Regions from separate parts of the Homo sapiens genome. Here region 1 is linked to region 2. A link is an interaction called in ENCODE POLR2A ChIA-PET data of the cell type or tissue named here. Cell type or tissue: MCF 10A. All regions are shown on one strand. Each heading gives the region's core, and the rest is flanking DNA. Links, peaks and the distances in the headings are about the cores only. Region 1 has its middle 43 kb from the start of MIR1303. Region 2 has its middle 43 kb from the start of HAND1.

Region 1 (4,396 bases), core at 131-4,130, 120 kb before region 2:
GTACCTGCCTCATAGGGCCTGTGAGAGAAATGCGTGGAGTCACTTAGCACTGAGCCTGGCTCCTAGCAAAAGCTAAAAATACGCAATTGTTGCTCTTAATTATTCTTACAGCCTATAAAACAGCTTTGTGTGCATTATTTGATTTGATTCTCACAATAGCACTGAGAGGATGTACAGGGGCAGATTTATCTCTGTTTTTTTTTTTTTTTTTTTTTTTTTTTAACACAAAGCGACCAAAGTTCAGAGAGGATGAGAGGCCTGGTCTAAGTCACAGGGCCATGACCTCAAGTTCAGGGAGGCTGGTTCCTCTCACCACTGCATTCTCTAAAATACTGTCCAAGGGAAATATAAAGGCAATCACAAATGTAATTTTAAATATTCTAATAACCACATTAGGAATCATAAAAGCAAACAAGTGAAAGTAATTTTAATAAGATATTTCATCTACTATATAAAAATATTACATTTTAACATGTAATCAATATAAAATCATTACTTTTAGGGAAAAGAAAGAGAGATCAGACTGTTGCTGTATCTATGTAGAAAAGGAAAACATAAGAGATTCTATTTTGACCTGTACCTTAAACAATTGCTTTGCTGAGATGTTGTTAATTTGTAACATTGCCCCAGCCACTTTGCCCCAACCTTGAGCTCACAAAAACATGTGTTGTATGGAATCAAGGTTTAAGGGATCTAGGGCTGTGCAGGATGTGCCTTGTTAACAAAATGTTTACAGGCACTATGCTTGGTAAAAGTCATCGCCATTCTCTAGTCTCAATAAACCAGGGGCACAATGCACTGTGAAAAGCCACAGGGACCTCTGTCCTGAAAAGCTGGGTATGGTCCAACGTTTCTCCCCATGTGATAGTCTGAAATATGGCCTCGTGGGATGAGAAAGACCTGACCGTCCCCCAGCCCGACACCTGTAAAAAGTCTGTGCTGAGGTGGATTAGTAAAAGAGGAAAGCCTCTTGCACTTGAGATAGAGGAAGGCCACTGTCTCCTGCCTGCCCCTGGGAACCGAATGTCTCGGTATAAAACCTGATTGTACATTTGTTCAATTCTGAGATGGGAGAAAAACCACCCTATGGTGGGAGACGAGACATGTTGGCAGCAATGCTGCCTTGTTATTCTTTACTCCACTGAGATGTTTGGGCAGAGAGAAACATAAATCTGGCCTATGTGCACATCCAGGCATAGTACCTCTCCTTGAACTTAATTATGACATAGATTCTTTTGCTCACATGTTTTTTTGCTGACCTTCTCCTTATTATCACCCTGCTCTCCTACCACATTCCTTTGGCTAAAATAATGAAAATAATAATCAATAAAAACTGAGGGAACTCAAAGACCAGTGCTGGTGCAGGCCCTCCGTATGCTGAGTGTCGGTCTCCTGGGCCCACTGTTGTTTCTCTATACTTTGCCTCTGTGTCTTATTTCTTTTCTCAGTCTCTTGTCCCACCTGGTGAGATATACCCACAGGTGTGGAGGGGCGGGCCACCCCTTCATCTGGCGCCCAATCTGGGGCCTTTCTCTAGGGTGAAGGTATGCTAAGAACGTGAACATTGAGAACAGCTGATGAGAGATTCCCAAGTATGTCCACGGTCAACCTTGCGGTAAGCTTGTGTGCTCGGAGGAATCCAGGGTAACAATGGGGCAAGCTGAAAGTAAATATGCCTCTTATCTCAGCTTCATTAAAATTATCTTAAGAAGAGGGGGAGTTAAAGCTTCTACAGAAAATCTAATTATGCTATTTCAAACAATAGAACAATTCTGCCCATGGTTTCCAGAACAGGGAACTTTATATTTAAAAGATTGGGAAAAAATTGGCAAAGAATTAAAACAAGCAAGTAGGGAAGGTAAAATCATCCCACTTACAGTATGGAATGACTGGGCCATTATTAAAGCAACTTTAGAACCGTTTCAAATAGAAGAAGATAGTGTTTCAGTTTCTGATGCCCCTGAGAGCTGTGTAATAGATTGTGAAGAAGAGGCAGGAACAGAGTTCAAGAAAGGAATGGAAAGTTCACATTGTAAAAATGTAGCAGAGTCTGTAATGGCTCGGTCAATGCAAAATTGTTGACTATAATCAATTACAGGAGGTAATATATCCTGAATCATCAAAATTGGCAGAAGGAGGTCCAGAATTATTTGGGTCATCAGAGTTTAAACCACGACGGCCATCAACTCCTCCTCCTGCGGTTCAGATGCCTGTGACATTACAACCTCAAATGCAGGTTAGACAAGTACAAACTGCAAGAGAATATCAAGTAGAAAAGGATAGAGTCTCTATCCCGGCAATGCCAATCCAGACACAGTATCCACAATATCAGCTGGTAGAAAATAAAACCCAACCACTGGTAGTTTATCAATACTGGCCGCCAGTCAAATTTCAGTATCAGCTGCTTCCAGAGGTTCAGTATAGATCTCAGGCGGGGTGTCCTGTCCCAAATAGCAGGGCACTATATCAGCAACCCACAGCGATGGCGTTTGATCCTACAGCACCAGCTAGTGTACAAGATAGTACACTGCATAAAACCATTAGCCAGAAAACAGGGAGATCTTGAGGCATGGCAGTACCCGGTAATTTTACAACCGATACTGGCTGGGAAAGGGAGTCAAGCAGGAGCCTCTGTCCAAACTGAGATTAGATATGAATCTTTCACCCTGAAAATGTTAAAAGATATGAAGGAAGGAGTTAAACAATATGGACCCAACTCTCCTTATATGAGAACATTATTAGATTCCATTGCTCATGGAAATAGACTTATTCCTTATGATTGGGAAATTTTGGCTAAGTCTTCCCTTTCACCCTCTCAGTTTCTACAGTTTAAAACCTGGTGGATTGATGGAGTACAAGAACAGGTAAGGAAAAATCAGGCTACTTATCCTGCTGTTAATATAGATGCAGACCAATTGCTAGGAACAGGTCCAAATTGGAGCACTATTAACCAACAATCAGTAATGCAGAATGAGGCTATTGAACAACTAAGGACTATTTGCCTCAGGGCTTGGGAAAAAAATTCAGGACCCAGGAACCTCCTGCCATTCTTTTAGTTCAATCAGACAAGGCTCTAAGAGCCATATCCAGACTTCGTGGCAAGGTTGCAAGATGCCGCTCAAAAATCTATTGCAGATGATAACGCCTGAAAAGTTGTTGTAGAAATAATGGCTTATCAAAATACAAATCCAGAATGTCAATCAGCCATAAAGCCATTAAGAGAAAATGTTCCAGCAGGAGTTGATGTAATTACAGAATATGTGAAGGCTTGTGATGGGATTGGAGGAGCTATGCATAAGGCAATGCTATTGGCTCAAGCAATTACGGGGGTTGCTTTAGGAGGACAAGTTAGAACATTTGGGGGGAAATGTTATAATTGTGGTCAAATTGGTCATCTAAAAAAGAATTGCCCAGTCTTAAATAAACAGAGTAAAAATAAAGAGCCACCTGGCCTGTGTCCATAATGTGAAAGAGGAAAACACTGGGCTAAGGAATGTCATTCTAAATTTGATAAAAATGGGCAACCATTATCGGGAAATGGGAAGAGGGGCCAGCCTCAGGCCCCGCGACAAAGTGGGGCGTTCCCGATTCAGCCATTTGTTCCTCAGGGTTTTCAGGGACAACAACCCCCACAGCAAATACCACCATTTCAGGGAATCAGCCAATTACAACAATACAACAGTTCTCCCCCACCACAGCGGGCAGCACAGCAGCAGATTTATGTTCTACTCAAAGGGTTTCTTTACTCCCTGGATAGCCCCCGCAAAAGATTCCTACAGGGGTATATGGTACACTGCCAGAAGGGATGGTAGGCCTTATTTTAGGAAGATCAAGTCTAAATTTGAAGGGAGTCCAAATTCATACTGGGGTAATTGATTCAGATTATAAAGGGGTAATTCAGTTAGTGATTAACTCCACTGTTCCCTGGAGTGCCAATCCAGGTGATAGAATTGCTCAATTATTGCTTTGCCTTATATTAAAATTGGGGATAGCAAAACAGAAAGAACAAGAGGGTTTGGAAGTACCAACCCTGCTGGAAAATCTGTTTATTGGAGTAGTCAGTTCTCAGAGAATAGATCTGTGTGTACAGTCACTATTCAGGGAAAGCAGTTTGAAAGATTAGTGGATACTGGGGCTGATGTTTCTATCATTACCTTAAATCAGTGGCCAAAAAATTGGCCTAAACAAAAGTCTGTTACAGGACTTGTTGGTGTGGGCGCCACCTCAGAAGTGTATCAAAGTGCCATGATTTTACATTGTCTAGGACCTAATAATCAAGAGAGTACAGTTCAGCCTATGATTACTTCTATTCCAATTAATTTATGGGGCCGAGACTTGTTACAAGAGTGGCATGCAGAGATTACTATTCCAGTCTCCCTATACAGCCCCACAAGTC
Region 2 (4,396 bases), core at 309-4,308:
GCAGTTTCTCAAAAACCTCTGGAGGCAGAGACATTTCTGGGGCCTTTATGGGCAGGACTGAAGGTTTCTGCTGCTTTTCTGCCCAGTTGGCTGAGATGCCTGCCTTGTTAACAGAAACAGCGTCAGGACAAGCCAGCTTCCTATAAATAGACAAAGCTGGGGTGAAATAAATACGGGTGGGAGCTGTTTGCCTCTGACACAGAGGAGTTGGTCATTGATGATGGAGATAAAATTTGAGGAAAGAGCTTGGGAAATGTTAGCATGGGGTCACCTTGGCTAGCTGGGGAGCCCCCTAAAGGACTGGGCATTGGTGGGACATGAATGGGGCCAACACACAGCTGTTGTTCAGAGGAGGGACTGAGAGTCAGAAGGGATGATGACAGTCAGGTGACAAAGATCCAATGCCATGGATTGAGGGTGACCAATGTGCCAGGCGCCATGTGCTTTATAAGCAGAGAACAGCTGCTGAGCCTGCCGTGCGGTTGAGTGTTGGAGTCGCACAGACATGCCTGGCTCTGCTGAGCTGGTTGCTTTCCCTTTCTGATACCAGTTCCATCACTGCTGTGATGGGGATGAGAATCATACCTCCTACATTGTAGAATTGTGAGGATTAAATGAAAAGAGGCAGAGAAAGTGCTTAGCACAGGAGTGGCACACAGCGAGCACTTAAAATATGAGCCATTATTCTCACTCAGTGTAAGGTGCTGTGCTATGTGCTGGGCTTACAGCGGGGAGCAAGCCACACCCAATCCCTGACTTCTTAGTGCTGACAGTGGAGCCTGGAAGACCTGGGGAAGAGACTGATGTGATGGGACATGGAAATCATACCAGCGAGATGCAAGATGTAGGAGGAAAAAAAGACAAGTCCCCACTCCCCAGATATAGTCACTTAGAACCAAGAAAGGTGTGTTTTGGCTCTGAATGTTACCAAAACCAGGATGGCACCCAGTATGTCACTCTGTTTGTTTTATTTAACCCTCAGAACAATTCTGCACTATTCCTACTGATAAATGAAGAAGCCGAGGCTCAGGGAGGTGAAATGACATGCCTAAGGCCACACGGCTTAAGCACAGCAGAGCCAGGATGGCCTGATACCATCCTCTTATCCACTGCACTCTACAGCTTGACTTGGCTGCTGGCTGGATGTGTGATCTTGGGCAAGTCACATCTCCTTTTACCAGCCTCAGTTTCCCACCAATCAAGGTAGAATGTGAGGGTCACATAAAGTCATGGATATGAGAGTACTTTGGATGTCGCAAGATGCTGTCTGTGGCTGAAGAATTATTAGCGCACATGGGACAGAAAGCACCAAAGGGCCCCTTATCTGCGATGACCACTCCATGGCCCTCTTCCCCCATAGGATCTTCTCCAAGTCAGGATGCTGGGTCACCCCAGGCCTTCTTTACACCTGCCCTGCAGGAAGGAGAAGCAGATGGAAGATTTTAAACAGCAGTATGGCTGTTGCAAGGATGTCACTCTGTGACAAAAGTGGTTTTGGCCCGTTTTACAGATAAAGAAAATGAGGCACCGCCAAGCAAGTCAACTGTCCAGAGGACAGTTTGTGGCCACAGGGGAACTCGAGAGCCGATCTCAGTCCCTGGACACCCCGTGCTGCATTAGTGGGGGTGCCACCCCTGATAAGCAAGCCATAGGCCAGCAGCACTGGAAGAGTGGGGGGCCACGGTACTGCTTAGCTCTGGGAGTTGGGTGGAGGAAGATAGGTCCCTCCAAGCCTTCCAGCTCCCTCCCCCCACCTCCCCTTTGTGGGGGTAGAGCTAGCTCTGAAGCGTCAGCCCCTCCCCCCTCATTCAAACCCTGTAGGCCCTTTCACACTTCATTCTCATCAGTTTGTGAGATTTTAATCCTTTCTTATGGGACAGAGGAGGAGTCTGGGGCCAGGGTGGGCTCAAGATGGAGACAGATAGGGGTTGGGGGTTGGGTGATGAAGCAGGACTATAATCTAGCCAAGCTGACATCCTCACTTTTTTTTTTGAGACGGAGTCTTACTCTGTCGCCCAGGCTGGAGTGCAGTGGCGCGATCTCGGCTCACTGCAAGCTCTGCCTCCCGGGTTCAAGCAATTCTCTGCCTCGGCCTCCCGAGTAGCTGGGATTACAGGCGCCTGCGACCACGCCCGGCGAATTTTTTGTATTTTTAGTAGAGATGGGATTTCACCCTCTTTGCCAGGCTGGTCTTGAACTCCTGACCTCGAGATCCGCCCGCTTTGGCCTCCTAAACTGCTGCGATTACAGGCGTAAGCCACCGCGCCCGGCCATCCTCACTTTTTTGAACTGTTGGAACGACTGAGACCCAGAAAGGTGCTAAGTCTTACAGCAACTCAGATGCAAAACCAGCCCCAAGCCGAGGTTTCCTGAGCTCCAAGTCAGACAACCCTGCCCTCCTCCGCTTTGTGCTGTGACCTACAAATGGCAAGTCTTGGCCACAGGCAGGCGGGAGACAAATAAATGCGAGCGAATGATTGAATGCTGGGCGCTGCTCTGGAGGGAGCAGGGGGATGGGGAGCTGATTCCCCTACAGGAGCCCGTAGGCAGGGCTTAGCCCCTCCCAAACCAACCCTTCTTCCCGTGGAATTAGTTCACCTGGAATTCTCCTTTTCCCCAGAGAATTGTGCGCCACCTAGAGGATACCGGGAGCTCAGCGCCCTCGTCTCTTGGGGAAAGTGCGGCACCCCTCTCCACTCCCCCACCCACCGCCCACAACTTCTAAAAAGCCCCTAACCCCTTCTAGCCTCTTCCCTGATGTCAGGAGGGTTCTGGCCAGGATCAGCTGCAGTGAAAATCTAGCAAATGAGGACATCCTTGCAGCAGAAAGGACTTAAAGTAGGATATGCCACATACTTTCCCACCTCAGGATTTTTCAGAGGCCATTTCACATTTCCTTTCCCACCTTCTTGGTTTCCTTACCTGGAAACAATGCAGACAGAAGAAATGACCGTGGTGTTCCTGCCAAAGATGCGTAGCCTGGCCCTAATCATCAAACGAAACCCAATTAAGGCCCATTCTTCAAGCTAGTTGGCCAGTGAGCTCCAAAATGTCAAGATCACAAAATTCAGAGAAAGTTTGAGGACTTGTTTGAAGGAAACCAAAGAATGTGGCAACTAAACACAGCACGTTGTTCTAACCCAGTGAGAATCTTGTAGGGGATCTGAGGATTCGATGGTAGGAATGTGTCGATATTAATTTCCTGATGGTGATGGCTGTATTACGGTTTGTAAGAGATTGTCCTTGTTTATTGAAAATAAACACAAAGATGTTCAGGTGAGTTGGGGCATCATATCCGCAACTTATTCTCAAAGCATTTGGGGGAAAAGCACTTCTATGTACCATGCTTGCAGCTTGTCTATAAATTTGAGATAGTTTCAATGTTTAAAAAATATGTAGCATTAAAAATAAATATAGCCGAGGTCAGCGGTGTACATCTGGAGGTCAAGTGCACCACTACATACCCAAGCGGTCCAAGCTGCTTGGGAGGCTGAGACAAGAAGATAGCTTGAGCCCAGCAGTTCCAGGCCGCAGTGCGCTGTGATTGTACCTGAGAAGAGTGACTGCACTCCAGCCGGAGTGACATAGTGAGACACCATCTCCAATAAATAAATAAAATAAATTTAGTATCAGGGGAAAATGCAGACAATAATACCCCTATCTTCAGATTGGCATGGTGGTGAAATAAAAATGTGTAATCATGATACTTGCAATTTGAGCCCTGATGAAAAGCTTTATTTCCTCCTCATATGCTCTGTCTAGGAAGTTGATATCATCATCCCCATATTTCAGATAGAGAAACTGAGGTTCAAAAGATTGAAGAGACTTGCCCCAGGTGGCTGCATTTGCAGCCTAGGGTCTCAGCACCTCACATTGCTGCCTTTCCTCAACTCAGTGCCTACCCATAGCCTAAACACTACACTCTCCTTTTCTCCTCTCCACCAGTCAAAGTCTTCCCGAGTATCACAACCCAGCTTTAGTGCCAATTTCCCCAAAACATCTTCTCTGATTTCCTCTCTACTGGATATGACTGTCCATTTTCTGACCTCAAGAAATTGCAGTGAGCCGAATAATAAGATAATAAGACTGACCTCAAGAATAAGATCAGTCCTCCTCCTGGTCAGTTACTCATTCATTAAATAAATATTTGTACAGAGCCTTCTATGTGGCAGGCATTGTGCCAGGGGCTGAGCATGCACTGATGTGTGACCCTGGCCCCACCCAGAGACTGAGCGTGTACACACACAGATACACACATCATTACAAATTTGATGTTGGCCACCCAGGCAAGAGTAAGGTGCTGTGACAAGGGGTGGTCAGGGAGGCCAAGCTCAGCTTGAGTGTGAGAAGGGCCACCTGGATGGGGCAGGGAGAAGGGAGCACCTGTGGGAAGGGC

The links. ChIA-PET counts read pairs that join two places held together with the same protein. Peaks named below come from ENCODE experiments on the same cell type or tissue, not always from the same donor. Only the 100,000 strongest peaks of a DNase experiment are listed, where the experiment ranks them.
Region 1: POLR2A ChIA-PET joins it to region 2 with 5 read pairs; 1 of 35 experiments calls an interaction of 5 or more read pairs at or near these places.

The regions. Positions count from the first base shown.
Region 1 is chr5:154,640,759-154,645,154 of GRCh38, reverse strand. No RefSeq gene overlaps it. Among named protein-coding and RNA genes, the nearest start is that of MIR1303, 43 kb to the left of the region's middle. In MCF 10A, for the core only: a CTCF peak has its summit at 2,500; a DNase peak (open chromatin) is centred at 2,494.
Region 2 is chr5:154,519,351-154,523,746 of GRCh38, reverse strand. No RefSeq gene overlaps it. Among named protein-coding and RNA genes, the nearest start is that of HAND1, 43 kb to the right of the region's middle. RefSeq lists enhancers at 2,135-2,738, 3,928-4,396. In MCF 10A, for the core only: a CTCF peak has its summit at 2,641 (motif pointing left); DNase peaks (open chromatin) are centred at 2,616 and 4,176.